Regions from separate parts of the Homo sapiens genome. Here region 2 is linked to region 1. Evidence: chromatin loops called from intact Hi-C (ENCODE). Cell type or tissue: A673. All regions are shown on one strand. Links, peaks and the distances in the headings refer to the core of each region. The heading gives the core; the rest is flanking DNA.

Evidence for each region. Hi-C counts contacts between places; a loop is a spot of excess contacts. Peaks named below come from ENCODE experiments on the same cell type or tissue, not always from the same donor. Only the 100,000 strongest peaks of a DNase experiment are listed, where the experiment ranks them.
Region 2: it touches region 1 in a loop (7-fold over the local background); 70 of 110 quality-filtered maps call a loop at or near these places.

Annotation. Positions count from the first base shown.
Region 1 is chr10:18,210,768-18,218,285 of GRCh38, reverse strand. The region is part of intron 2 of CACNB2 (calcium voltage-gated channel auxiliary subunit beta 2); the gene reads right to left. Among named protein-coding and RNA genes, the nearest start is that of CACNB2-AS2, 47 kb to the left of the region's middle. In A673, for the core only: CTCF peaks have their summits at 1,393, 1,593 (motif pointing right) and 3,113; DNase peaks (open chromatin) are centred at 1,595 and 3,135; H3K27ac peaks cover 2,486 bases.
Region 2 is chr10:17,843,606-17,851,123 of GRCh38, reverse strand. It overlaps MRC1 (mannose receptor C-type 1), which reads right to left. Exons shown (of 30, transcript NM_002438.4): 6 at 5,689-5,835; 7 at 1,360-1,545. MIR511 (microRNA 511) reads right to left here and starts at 6,017; the gene lies at 5,931-6,017. In A673, for the core only: a CTCF peak has its summit at 3,249 (motif pointing left); a DNase peak (open chromatin) is centred at 3,243; H3K27ac peaks cover 693 bases.

The sequences.
Region 1 (7,518 bases), core at 775-5,774:
GAATTGATTTGTCAAAATATTATGCTGTCACTCCAGTAAGGACAAAAATACCTTCAGAATTCAGTAAGACCAATTCTCACAAACAATGTACATTTGTTAGAGACTAGTCCAACAAGAAATATTTCTATTAAATTGGTAATGACATGTTAGACTGAAGTGGTCTGCCTCAGGCCTTTGTGATCACAACAGCAGTGTGCACCATCTGTTAGAATTCAGTTCTCCCCCAAACCTTTAGAATGTCCTGCAAAATATAATACAGGGAATGAAGAGCATATCAGTCATGACCCAGTATTATACCGAAGACACAAGGGGCTCTTCCTAGTAGTGTGAAATTCTTACTGAGAAACTAAAGCATGCACCACCATCTCAACCAAGAAAAGGCTACCAAGGGTAACGCAGGGGCAAGCATTTCCTGGGGTGGAGACAGGGTCACAAGACATATTTTAGTGCATGAACTGGCCTGGTTCCCCTTCCCACCTCTCCTCCTTCCCTCTTTCTGCTCCAGCTACACTGGCCTTGGTATATCTGAACACACCAGTCACATGGTCTTTAGGCCTTCGCAATGGCTGTTCTCTCTGCTTGGAATGTTCTCCTAGATAAGCATGTGATTATTTTCTCACATCAAGTTTTGCTCAAATGTCACTCTGTCAGTGAGGACCATCTTGACCTCCCTGCTTAAGATGGAAATACACACTCTGACTTCCCTTATGCTCATCTCCATTTTCTTTTTTTCTATAACATTTATACAATTTTGCCATACTAAACAATTGACTTGTTTATTTTATTTTCCTTTCTTTATTTTGAGATGGAGTCTCACTCTGTCGCCCAGGCTGGAGTACAGCGGCACGATCTTGGCTCACTGCAACCTCTGCCTCCTGGATTCAAGTGATTCTCCTGCCTCAGCCTACCGAGTTACTGGGTCTATAGGCGCACACCACTCTGCCTGGTTAATTTTTGTATTTTCAGGAGAGATGGGGTTTTACCATGTTGGCCAGACTGGTCTCGAACTCCTGACCTCAGGTGATCCACCAGCCTCGGCCTCCCAAAGTGCTGGGATTACAGGTGTGAGCCAGCTTGCACAGCCGACTTATTTATAGTATTTGTTTATAGCTTTATCTACCAACCAAAATGGAAGCCCCATGTGGGAAGGGGATTTCCTGGGGTGCACACAGGGTCCCAAGAAATATTTGCTCACCAATGCATCTCATATGCCTGCCTAGAGCAGAGGTGAAGTAAATATTTATTCAATAAACGTATGAAAAGATAAATGAATAAAAAGGTTCTATTTATATCCTAGAAAGGATCTCTGGGTTATTGCTAGAAAATAGTTCAACTTGACCCAAATAAATGAACTGGTTAAATAAGATACTTATAGCACTTCCATTCTGACCTGGTCTCACATGTAGGTTGTCATTGGTCCTATGACCTGGGCAGAAATGTATAACTCAATGTATTTATTTATGCTTGCTTTTAAGGAATTTTTCATGAGACCTCTGTTTTGGAATTTGGAGAGATTAAGGAATAGCTGAATTTCACATAATGGATTTTTTAAAAGCCATGAGGGGTTATGAGAGAATGGGAAGGAGCCAGCAGATGGCACTCTGGCCTTCCTCTCTCCAGTCTCAATGAACAAGCTTTGCATTTATGTTCTTCTGCACAAGCTATCACTGAAAAACAAAGAAAGAAAAACAAGTGTTTTACAAAAACTAAGTGTCTATAAACCACCGAAATAGAGTCATTCTAGAGCTGTATTACTGCCATATCTAATGAAATCAGGTGTTAAGACTGTTGTACATGCTTACGTGGGATATGTCCACTCATAATAATCACCATGTAGCTTTTTGGTTTGCTTAAGACTAAAGGGGCTCAAGGGATCCACAGAGATGCTCTTCTTTTGATGGACTTTACCAGATAGTGCTTATACTCAAGAATCTCAGAGAAGCATTCAAGACTTAGTTTATTTTTTATTATTTATTATTGCTATTTTTGAGATGGAGTTTTGCTCTTTTTGCCCAGGCTGGAATGCAATGGTGTAATCTTGGCTCACTGCAACCACCACCTCCCAGGTTCAAGCAATTCTCCTGCCTTGGCCTCCCAAGTAGCTAGGATTACAGGTATGCACCAACACATTTGGCTATTTTTTTTTTTTTTTAGTTGAGACGGGGTTTCACCATGTTGGTCAGGCTGGTCTCAAACTCCTGACCTTAGGTGATCCACCCGCCTCGGCCTCTCAAAGTGCTGGGATTACAGGCATGAGCCACCACACCTGGCCTCAAGACTTACTTTAAATTAAAATAACAGGAGAGAATTATAGAATGACAATCACCAAGGATTCTAAAAGTCTACATAACCATAAGCACAATTGTTCACAGAGCATCTAGACCCGATCTCAGTAAGAAACAATGAAAGCACTGACTTGGCACCAACACGAGACTGAAAAACCAGACCACAGGCTTCTCTTAAACATCAACATGGCCTTGGGAGTGGGCAGTGGAGGGACGCGGAAAATTTATAGCCTCCTAAAAAGATCCGTCTGCTTTCTTAAATTCTTCACCTCGCTTATTTCCTTAGTGCTGTGCTCATCAAAAAGCACAAATAAAATACATATTCAGGACATCCCAAGTATAAGAAAAATTATCTGACACAGAGCAGCAAAGGACAGAACATGCATAGCCATAAAAGAGTTTGGCGAGTTTTCATTTTTATTTCTTAAGAGGTTTCTAATCATATCTAATTCAAAATGACCATTTTGTCAAAGTGTGTTAGAAACAAAGGCTGGGCTTCAGTTTGTGCCCTCCTTTTTAATCAAAAGTTTTGTGCTTACTTAAAATTCTTTGCAAATCCTCAGATTGGTCCCAGAAATGCCCCATTTCCAGGGGGCCCCCTGAGTTCAGCCCTAGCTGGAGCTGAACCAGAAATACAAGCAAAATGTCTGGTCTCACCGTCAGACCCGCTCCGATGGTCATGAAAATTTGGAACAAACCAGGCCCCCTCACTTAGATGAATGTGACGTACTTTCAAAAATGGTAAAATTCAGGCCCTGGATGAAATAACTGAGTTTGTAGGCTACTTGTGAAATAAACACACTGTCTTCATTCAGAGTGCCTGCTATCTTGGGAGGGAACGCTAGATGTCACTGCCCCCATGAATACCATACTGGGAATCTCCGTGAAGGGAAAAAGTCTCAGTATTTCTTGTATTCTAAGTGTCTTGATTTTTGCACAGTGGGTTCAGCACTTTACAACCAATAAGACCCAATGATTTTTAGCCAATAATTTTCTAAAAAACTAAATCCATGTAAATAATTCGTATTACTCTTATCGTGAGCATAAGCATTACATTCTACCTTCCTTCTATGACAAACTGGGCAAAAAATCCCTGGCGTGGACATGACACAGGGACATTCAGCCAGTACACACAGGCACAGCCATCCCAGTTGTTGCCACACCAAAATGCTTCCCTGCTAATTCACAAACAGCCACTGCTACAAGCCCCCAAATGTGTCCTATTACATCAACGGCCCCAAACTCTCACCAGGATCCTACAATTAAAGGAGTTACAAATCTGTTCCAACAGGGCAATGGTAGGCAACCTCCCCGACCAGCTGTTGCCACGCCATACAGTTGTTAATTTTTTTTTTTTTTTTTTTTTTTTTTTTTGAGATGGAGTCTCACTCCATTGCCCAGGCTGTAATGCAGTGGTGCTATCTCGGCTCACTGCAAGCTCTGCCTCCTGGGTTCAAGCGATTCTCCTGCCTCAGCCACCTGAGTAGCTGGGATTACAGGCACATGCCACCACACTCGGCTAATTTTTTATATTTTTGGTAAAGATGGGGTTCCACCATGTTGGCCAGGCTGGTCTCGAACTTCTGACCTCAAGTGATACTCCTGCCTCGGCCTCTCAAAGTGCTGCGATTACAGGCGTGAGCCACTGCACCCAGTCACAGTTGTTAAATATTTTTAAAAGCATCCCTGTGTAAGGTACAAATGGATGCAGAAGTAGAGATCTTCTGTTTTTAATCCATTCCAGGCAGCAATGCTTGTTTCCAAATCAGAACCGGGATGTGCTGCCCCCGTTTTAAAAAATGAATTTGAAACCCTGTCGTGGAAACTTTAGCTTGGGTCCCTTTCAGAAGAACTTATACTTCTATAAAAATTCACCTTTCCCACACACTGCCCCCCTGCCTCCAGTTGTGTAGGGGTAAATTTAAATAAGAAATTCTTTTTTTCAGATACGTGAAGTAAACTGGGAATCTTCTGTAGCCAGTGGAAAGACATCAGCACAAGTTGAATCTGTAGAATAATCTTTAATAAATACAAATCAATCAGGAATTAGAGAACATATTCAAATAATAAGTAGCTACCGTATACTGATCAGATACTATACCATCTAAAACTTAGTAGTTTACATGCATTATCTCATTAAAAATTCAGTTATGTGAATAACTTCTACAGGGTCATCCTGCTAATTCTTGGCCACAGATACTCTGTCCTGACTCCAGAGATGGCTCTTCTAGCCATTCTATTATATTTCTTTGCAAGTAGCCTAAAATAGATCAAAGAATAACTTCTCACTCCATACTCCACAGCAATTTCACTCACAAGAGTGGCTCTCAAAGTTTGATGTGTATTGTTGAAAACACACCAATAATGTTAAACACATTTCTAGTAGTAGAGAGTTTTACTAAAGTGCTTTGGTTTGCAGAATAGCTCACATTATGGAAAGAAGTAGGAAAAATAGTCAAGAAACAGGATTTTTTGAGCCCAGAAAAATTAACACCAATTCCCAACATGACTTTCTGGCATCATGAAATGGAACAGCACCAATCTTTCAAAGAGCAAAGAGAAAGCCACTAACAGATTCCGAAAGCTACCAGCCAGCCCTGTGGTTCTACAGTGACTGTGATTCACAGTTATGCACAATTCTATTCCACATACTCTTAAAAATCAAAGGCATGAGAAATCACCGGTTCCACGTCCTGAGCTTAACACGTGAGAAAACCAAGGTCAAAGAGGTTAAAGACTTGCTTTCCTGAGTTGAGTCTCTGCAACTCCAAATCTAAATTCTACCAAGGCGCAGGACCCTTATAAGGAAAGCAGTCCCAGGGGCCTCCTCTGTATCAGTGGTCAGGCTGTGTGTTACAGGACCTGCCGCCAAGGGCCACAGGTGCACGAACCAGAAATGAGTTTTGAACACACTTCTCCAACAAGTGGCATGCTGGTTGCATGAGGCCAGATGATTATCTGTAGAGATGGGATCCTCTATTCCCTTACATCCTTTATGTGCTTCCTCACAAACCCACAAGGCAGAGAAACTTAAACCAGTGCTCAAAGGCAAAAAGTCTAACACATTTGATCCGAGGTCATATATCATAATTAACTATTGCCAGGGCTCTCACTTCCAGTTTGGCTCAGAACCCAAGTCTTCTTTTAATCTGGTGATTTGTAATTGTTTTATGGGCAGAAGGGGGGATTCCAGGTTTTACGTTTTTATTTATTCTGATTTATGTTTAATTCTGATAAATAAACTTAACAAATAGCTGTTCCATATATGACAGGGTTGCACTTGCAGATCTGTGGTGGGGTAAAAAACATTTTATAAACGACCCTGGAATAATTCCTTATCCAAATAGAAAACTTAAAATTAGATTCCTCCTTCATATTACAAACAAAAATAAGCAAACATTTAAAAAAATATTAGCAGTAAATATAAAAGAATATTTCTTACAAGATGAGAAATGGAAAACAAAGGAAAAAATGGTTCAAGTTGACAACATCACAACTTGGTACTCATATTCATGAAAATGCAGTGGAAAACCAACTCATAGACTGGGGGTAGATATTTGCAACACATAAAACTGACAAAGGATTACAGTAAGTATATAAAAATATCTTCTACAAATCAATATAAAAAGCAAAAAAACACAATATATGGCAAAAGGTATCAAGTCAAGGTATAAAAGCAGAAGAGGATCAGACTGACAAAATGGTGAAAGTAAAATATTTCCAAGAGTTCATAAAATGTGGGGGAATGAGAACTCAGATGCTGCTGGTTGAGATGTAAAAATGGCACCATGATTTTGGAGAAGTGCAATATTGAGTAAAGGTAAAAATATGCACACCGTACAACTAAGCCATTCCACTCCAAGGTCGGCCTTAAGCAGAACTTCCCCACTGATTGACTGAGTTGTAGGTGTGCCTGAGATATCAATCTATTCAGCTGTACAAACACCTGAGGCCTGGAGGATTTGGGCCTGTTGATACAGCTGTGAACACCCTGAAAATATTATTTTCTACATATGTCATAATTCAGAAAAGATTGAGAAAGCACTGCCCTAGAGAAACGTCTGCACGTTTGTACCAGAACTAATGCACCTGCATATTTATAATGTCATTGTTGGTAATGGGGAGAAAAAAAAAAAGAAACCACGTAAATAAATATCTGTCAGCAGAAAATGTGATAAGTGAATTGTGTCGCATTCACGCCACGGAATACTCTACTGCATGAAAATGAATGAACTGCTCCATGTGTAACATTACTGATAAATTACAACCATCAGGTTTAGCAGCAAGAGAGGTGTGAGCAGCACACTACAGTATTCCGCTATTTATATAAATCTGAACCCTGTAAATACATCTTACAGGAAAACATCTAAGAATACTCAGTACTATACATTGCTTAAAGAGATACACGTGTATAATAAAAATATTTTAAAACTCACAGAACTGGTTTAAGAAATTTAAGGTAGTCTGCAAGTAGGAAAGAGTGCTACACAAAGGGAAGCAACTCTATTGGCAATAAAAACAAACCCAGCTCATGAAGCTGGGTGATAGGTATGTAATGCTTTACTTTATTATTCTTTGAGCCTTTTTGTATATCTTAAAAGTTGAATGATAAATATTTAAAAATAGAACCAGTCAAGCTACTTACTCATAAATGATTAAATAAAGAATGGGGAATTATGCATTTCAAAGACTAGTTTCCTAGACAATGGCAATGTCCAAGCCTAGTGTCACAAACACGGTGACCCTGCACTTCAAAACCTACTTACTGAGTACCCGGCTTTCTCTTTTCCATCTTCCTCTTTCTCTACCCCTCTGTTTCTCTCACCCTCTACTGCTCTCCTTCAAATCAACTTACTGCATAGCCCTCCGCCTCCAAGTCTGTTTACAACATCAACAGCAAAAATAATAGCTAATAGTCATGGAGGTCTTCCCATGAGCAAAGCTTCATGCTCAGTGCTTCAGATGCTCTCATTTAATCTTCACAGCAATTCTACAAAGTAGCTACTCCAATGGTGTCCATGTATACACGAGGAAGCAGGAATTTACAAAGGCTGAGAAACTTGTCTGAAGGCATGCAGATAAGAAATGGTAAATGCATAATCCCTGTACTCATATTCTGAGTCCAAAAGCCATACGCTTATCAACTACCACTCCACTTTCCATAATGTGCATGCAATATATTATACATATTTTACATTTACTTAAAAGCATTTAAGTTCCTTGATCTCAATGA
Region 2 (7,518 bases), core at 1,039-6,038, 370 kb after region 1:
TCTAGAGCATCCTAACTAACCTGTTTTCTGCTAAATCATTTGCAAACTTTACTGGCTATAAGTGCCACACTAAATTTAAGTAATTGTTATTCAGACATACCAGTTCTGATTCCATTATTATCTTCTATTGTGAATTTTCCAGGATAAGTAGACACAGAATAACCAAGAAATTGTTCATAGGCTGCAGCTGGGCTATTCTCGTGGCCTAAGACACTCAATGGGGTCAACACAGGAAGATGGATACCATTTGGCAGGTGCTAGAAGTAGGAGTGTTTCGGGGACTTTTAAGTCTTTTTCTGCTACTACTCTATTTGTTTCTCATCTATTTGTTAGTTGCTTTTTCCTCCCCTCCCCCAGCCCCAATCAGTTTCCAGGCACTATGTGTCAGGAAGCTGTCTCCACCATCTCCACCATCCATTTCCTCTTGTTTTGCTGGGGGGAAATGAAGAGCAGCTGCAGCTATTCAGCAGCCTCATCAGTGGAAGATGAAAATGATCATCATTTAATCAACAAGCACTGCTGAGTGCCCATTATCATTATGCTGTTTCTCAAGCCGCTCATCTTCGGGACAAGCATTCCCAGCTCATTTTATTCATCTATTTTTTTCTGCTTAGTACATTTTCTGTGTATTTTTAATTATGCACCTAAAATTGAGACATACATTTCTTTAAAAAAAATTTTTTTTAGTAGAGACGAGGTCTTGCTATGTTCCCTGGACTGGCCTCAAACTCCTGGGCTCAAGCTATCCTTCCCACCTTGGCCTCCCAAAGTGGTGGGATTACAGGCATGAGCCACCGTAGCTTGGCCAAGAAATATATTCCTTTAAAAGGTTTAGGCTGACATCTAACCATTTCAAAAAAAAAAAAACTCCTATATTTTTCACTGTTCAACACCCTCCCAGCATCAGCTAAATTCACAAAGAAAAAAGAAATCTAAAGTCTGAAACAGTCCATTTAGAAATCTTTTTTAGGAGATAAAATATGGACCTAAAAAAAGAAGATACACACACACACACAGATAATTCCAAGGAATTAAGCATTGTTCACAAGTGTAAGGTAGACTGCTCTGCATCCAGATAATGCATGAAAAAAATAATGTTTTAAAACTACCCATAAATGGATTACACATTAAAAGAAAAAGAAATTGAATTATCTTTCAGTGATAAGAATTCTTTCAATTATTATACAATTTTCACATTGTGGCATTTTCAGCATTTGTGATTAAATTCATACGTTGTTCGTTGAATTATTGATTTACATTGATTAAATTTGATGTTTATGATAGAATTTTCCAGAGTTGGGTAGAAAGGGGTGCTCCCAGGATTAAAGCCAAGTATATTATCACTGTCAAGTTTCTCACCATATCCTAGCTGGGAGATAATAAAGTCCAATTCCTCGATGGTGTGGATACTTGTGAGGTCACCGCCTTCCTTCCTGCAGGTGGTCAGAGCATCCCTCTGGATTTTTTTCTCATCTCTGTGAATCTTGTAACAGTGACCGGCATACGGCCACCACTGACTAGGACAGTGAGTAGGCACATCACTTTCTAGAAACAAAAAGGGGGGTCGGAAAAAAATTTTAAAAGATTTGATTAAAACTATAACAATATTTTAATCATTTTATATAATACATGAAACAGCTTATAGTTACTAGGCAAATAAAGGTAACATTTAGTTTTTATTTTCGCAGCATACATATTCACCAAAAATAGACAAGGCATATACTATTTTGTTGGTTTTTAGACAAAACAAAATAACCTACTTTTTAATCAAATGGGAAATCACCTTATCAACTTTCTTTCTTTCTTTTTTTTTTTTTTTTAAGAGACAAGGTCTCCCTCTATTCCCCAGGCCAGAGTGCGGTGGTGTGATCATGTCTCATTGCAGCCTCAACCTCCTGGGCTCAAGCAGTCCTCCTGCCTCAGCCTCCTAAGTAGCTGCTACTACAGGGCATAAGCCACTGTACTTGGCTATGGGAAATCTCTTTTTAAAAAGTTATATCTACAACAAGACTATACTAATACATATTAGATTATCTAAATCTTGTCAGCAAACCTGAACTAAGCATCTGTTATGCACTGTTTAAATGCTGGAGGCCTGAAAGCTTTGGGGGACTAAACACATCCCCTAAAAGATTTGAATTTACTTTATTCTATGGACATTAGGGAGCCAGTCACTCTTGAGAGGCAGGTTAGTGTTGAAGTAGAGAGCTGGAATGGCTGGGGGACAAACGGTCTCCAAGGAGCCTCCGCCACCATAGCCACATGAGTCAGCCACTTGTTGCCTCAGAACAGACCCACTACCATTTAGTTGCTACCCAAAACTGACACGTGCTTGTGACTAGGAGAGGGATCTGGAGTCATAACTCCTAAAACCTGAATTTGCGGTAAGTTGTGTGATCTTCGGCAAGTCACATCACATGAAAAGGAGTACCCATATAGGTGAAAATTTTTAAATGAGATTAGTACTAACACTAATATCAAACCACCCACCCCATGTTCTTCTGAACTAGAAAAGAATAGAGAGAGTGTGCTTGTAAATCACAAGCACCACACAATCATTATTTAATTAAACCAGCTGTCAACATCCTCAGCCTCGCTACTAATAGGATCAAATTGTATAATCTTGATTATACGCTGCAAAAATTTAATAGTAATGAGCTAGGGGAAAGTGACAATAAAGACATTTGAAGGCAGATGTTTATTCATCCCTATTGCCTTGAGCCTGGCACAGGGCCTGGTACATATAAGCGTATTGAGTATTGGAAGAGAAAAAGAATTGAAGTTATAGTTGATATATGGCTGCTTGTTATTACTATTCTAGAGATACTATTTCAAACAGTAATTTGGCAACATGTTTTGCTTAGAAGGGGACTATATTGCCAAATGAAAGTGAACGTATATATTATTTAAGCTCATATTAAATGTTTTCAAATGGCTGTCTTAGTATATGTTCGTTATAGGGTACCTTTCTTCACTATTCCTTTGATGAATTGGTCGTATCTTCCCTTAAAGGTGGAGAGTATCTGAAACATCATTGTTTAAGCCCAGGATTTTGTGCCCTGCAGTCATACAAGTAACTACTCAGTCATGAGGCTCAAATGCTGTACAATTGTAATAAAAAATGCATATTTAAAAAAATTCTATTCCCTCAATACAATTTAGATTCTGTGCACTTCCAGTGGTTACAAAAAAAAAAAGAAGAAAAAGAAAAAGAAAGCAAGCTTAGTACAGCTTTGGAGCCCTCTGGTGGGTTATTTTAATTTTGCTACCTAGGAAATTGAAAATAGTATCAGCCAATGCTGTCCTTCAAAAACTGAAATGATGAACTTTAAACATATTTGAAAGCATGAAAACAACCAACTTGAGTGAAATGAAGGGGAGTTCCCTGGGGCAGCCACAGAAGATGATTTGTTCCTCTAGCCACAGCTCATGTGCTCAGTGGCCACATGCGGTTAAGTGGCTGCTAAGCCAGAGAGTACAGCCCTAGAGACCTGAGGATTATGGACAAACGGGTTAGTGTTACAATAATTCACAGGGTTTGAGGTTGAATTCTTGCCTAAGGCTGTTGCTAATCCCGTATGCTGCATAATTTGAACTCTGATACGCTTTTCCAAGCTCTGGTTTATTTGAGTTTATAGATAAAACAGAATCATTAATCCAGGGAGTATAGAGATGTTCAGAAACTGACATCAAGTGGTTAGCGAGTGAAGAAGGCATCATGGAGGAATAAGAATGTACTGAGTGTTTGATGAAATGAACAAAATTTTATCTCAGGAAGAAGAGTCATGAACATTTCCATTTTACACATGAGGATCCCAGCACCGGCAGGTTAAGCAGTAAGGCCAAGTTACAGAATTCTGAGTGCTGTACCAGAGAAACTATAAAGTAACTATTCTCCTCTTTGGCAACATGGAAATTCCAAGTCTTAGAAAGAGAATTGTAATGAAGGCTTCCAAAAAAGGAAAAAATACACTATTTCTCCTAGAGGAGGAATAGTAGAGGTAAAATGCAAAAATGGTGAGCTTTCTCTAAAGATACCCACCGTCACTATGGAGAGCCTGTAAAGGATAATCAAACCCAACATCCAGGTCCCGCATCTATATCTATTTAGGATCTTGGCCAAATCTATATCAATTAAAATTGCAAACACATCTCCTCCCTAATCCAACAATTCCACTTCCAGGAATGATCACATGCATGAAATGATGTGCATAGAATGTATATAGTTATTTACCTCAGGACTGTTTGTATTAATAAAAGATTGGAAGTAAATTAAATTAAAAATCCATTACACAGGAGATCGGTCAAAAAAATATATGTGCTGTCTCTGCAATAGCTTTTGGACAGCCATAAAATTAAACATAGAAGCTGTTTATATTCTACGTGGAATGATGTCCAAAATTGTTGTTAAGTGGAAAACTTAGGATAAAAACATATTATAGTATACTGCCATTTGTATGAAACAAAAATAATTATAAATATATTTGTTTATATAGTCACAGAATAACTAAGGATACACACCCAGAAACAATTATTCTCCAGGAAGGTAAACTGGGTGTTACAGGTGAGAGGTAGGGAAAACCTTATTATTTATCATGTTGTATCTTTTGAATCTCTAGCTATGTCAAGCGTATTTTAAAATACATGAAATTGCTTTCAAAGCCAATGGGAAGAAAAAAACAAGAATGCCACATTGTCAGTTTCCTCCAGCAGAAAAACAGAAATAAATTAAACCATTTAAAGCATTCGCTGTCCCTCCAAAAAGAGGTAATAATAAAAAATATGTAGTTTGTCTTTCATCAATTGGAAGAAAGAATTCTTGCCTTAGTAGTTTATTCTCCTATAAAATTGTAAGGGACAACACAATTGATTTTTTTTTTTCTTGAAGTCTAGCCGATATTTAAAATTCAGTTACAGGCCAGGCACGGTGGCTCATGCCTGTAATCCCAGCACTTTGGGAGGCTGAGGTGGGTAGATCACCCAAGGTCAGGAGTTCAAGACAAGCCTGGCCAACACAGCGAAACACCATCTCTGCTAAAAATACAAAAATTAGCTGGGCGTGATGGCACACATCTGTAATCCCAACTACTCGGGAGGCTGAGGCAGGAGAATCACGAACCCAGGAGGCGAAGTTTGCAGTGAGCTGAGATCGCGCCATTGTACTCCAGCCTGGGTGACAGAATGAGACTCTGTCTCAATAAATAAATAAAATTCAGTTACAACTTTTTAGATATTTTATTCTATTTTATGAAAACTTTAGTATAAGACGCTACACTGAATAGCAAGGAAGCCCAGATAGAGCCGTGAGGACCTAATATAAACATCCCTTCCAAATGTTGACTTTCTAGCTTGGATTCCGGTTTTGCCATGTCTGCAAGGTTTCTGTATCCTCTGAATATCTTTTTCCTCAACTATAGCATGTGAATCATGACACCTACCTCAGAGGACTGATTGGGAAGGTAACATTTTTATTTAGGTCAGAGGATCTCCACAATGCCCAGACACCGCCGCACACTCAGGAAATACTAGCAACCAGCACACAGAAATATTGCAGTAATATCATTAAGTTTACCCCATCAACTATCCACAAAACCTCTGGCGGCATTCCAACAGTTACACCTAAGCTGTAATGTTACTTATCTTTCAATTCTAATAGTTGAGGCACTTCAGATCCCATAGATCACTTACCTGAGGGAATAACAAAAGAATTTAAAGTGGTGTTGCCCTTTTTGCAAATATAGCCCAGTTTCTGAACACATTCCAGATTTTCCCATTTAGCATTTTTTCCAGGATTTAGTGACACACAGCTTTTTCCAGGTTCAGCTGATGGACTTCCTTCGAGGAAAAGGAAAAGTTAAAGTGGACTATTATAGCTATTCCCAGCAGATAGCATCCCTCCCACGTCTCCTCATGTCTTCATCCTGGGGATTCAATGGACCACCATTCTGTCTTTTGCTACACATTCACAAAAAAATATTTACTGACTGCAGAGCAAAAGACACGATGGGTGTCTATTGTTTTCTTATCGTTGGATCATTCCAATACTTAGAATGTTGATAAAGCAAATATACTTCTTTGAAACAACCCTTTCCCCCATTATCAGCTAATAAAGCTACACCTTAAAACTTGAACAGTTGTCACAACGGATTACATTATCAAAGAGAGGTACCTAATGAAAAGAATGCATGATTATGCCGCCATAAAAAAAAATGAAATCATCATGTCCTTTGCAGCAACATGGATGCAACTAGAGGCCATTATCCTAAGCGAATTAATGCAGAACAGAAAGCCAAATAGCCATGTTCTCACTTCTAAGTGGGAGCTAAATACCGAGTACTCATGGACACAAAGATGGCAACAACAGAAACTGGGGACTATGAGATGGGGGAGGAATGGAGGGTAACAAAGTTTGGAAAACTAGCTACTGGGTTCTATGCTCACTGCCTGGTTGATGGGATGGATCATTTATATCCCAAACCTCAGCAACATGCAATTTACCTAGGTATGTAACAACCGTGTACATGTATCTCTGAATCTACAAGTAGAATTTATTAAAAAGAAAGAATACATGATGTTCCAAACCTGCCACACTAAACATTATTAGGGCAGGGCACGGTGGCTCACGCCTGTAATCCCAGCACTTTGGGAGGCTGAGGCGGATGGATCAACTGAGGTCAGGAATTCGAGATCAGCCTGGCCAACATAATGAAACCCCATTTCTACTAAAAATACAAAAAAATCGGCCGGGGAGCTGGCGGGCACCTGTAATCCCAGCTACTTGGGAGGCTGAGGCAGGAGAATTGCTTGAACCTGGGAGGCAGAGGTTGCAGTGAGTGGAGATCACACCACTGCACTCCAGCCGGGGTGACAGAGTGAGACTCTGTCTCAAAAATAAAAATAAAAATAAATGGAGGAGAAAAAGCTAATGGGAGAGCTAGATGGGCAGCATGCTGTGCTCCCAGAACTAAAACTGTCTCAATATCTTCAACTCAGCCTACTGAAGAAGACTTTCAGCAGCTATGCCTTATCCATTTCTTAGTGGAAACTGATTAAAGAACCAGATAAAGTCAACGTTGCTAAAGGGATGAATGTAGGCATTGATACATTTCACATGCGTTTTGCTACTCTAATATATGATTTAAAAACCAGTACTCCCCAAACTAGCTTCACCTTCCACCTGAAGACAGGGTGAATGAGCCACATTCTGTTAATACCTATGCTTTGTGACCTCCAATGTGTATGTAACCTGTGCCTGAATGTCACTTCCTTTCCTGCAAGACGGAAATCATATTACCTGCTCCACAAAGTCTGGAGCAGGTAATAACCTAAATAACCTTTTTAAAGTTTTGGTGGTATTCTTTGTGTGGTAATTAAATGATTTTTTTAAAGTTTATTTAACTACCACACAAAGAAAATAATGGTTAGTAATAAGCATTAAGTTATCTTTTTTTTTTCTTTTTGAGATGGAGTTTTGCTCTGTCACTCAGGCTAGAGTCCAGTGGCGTGATCTCAGCTCAC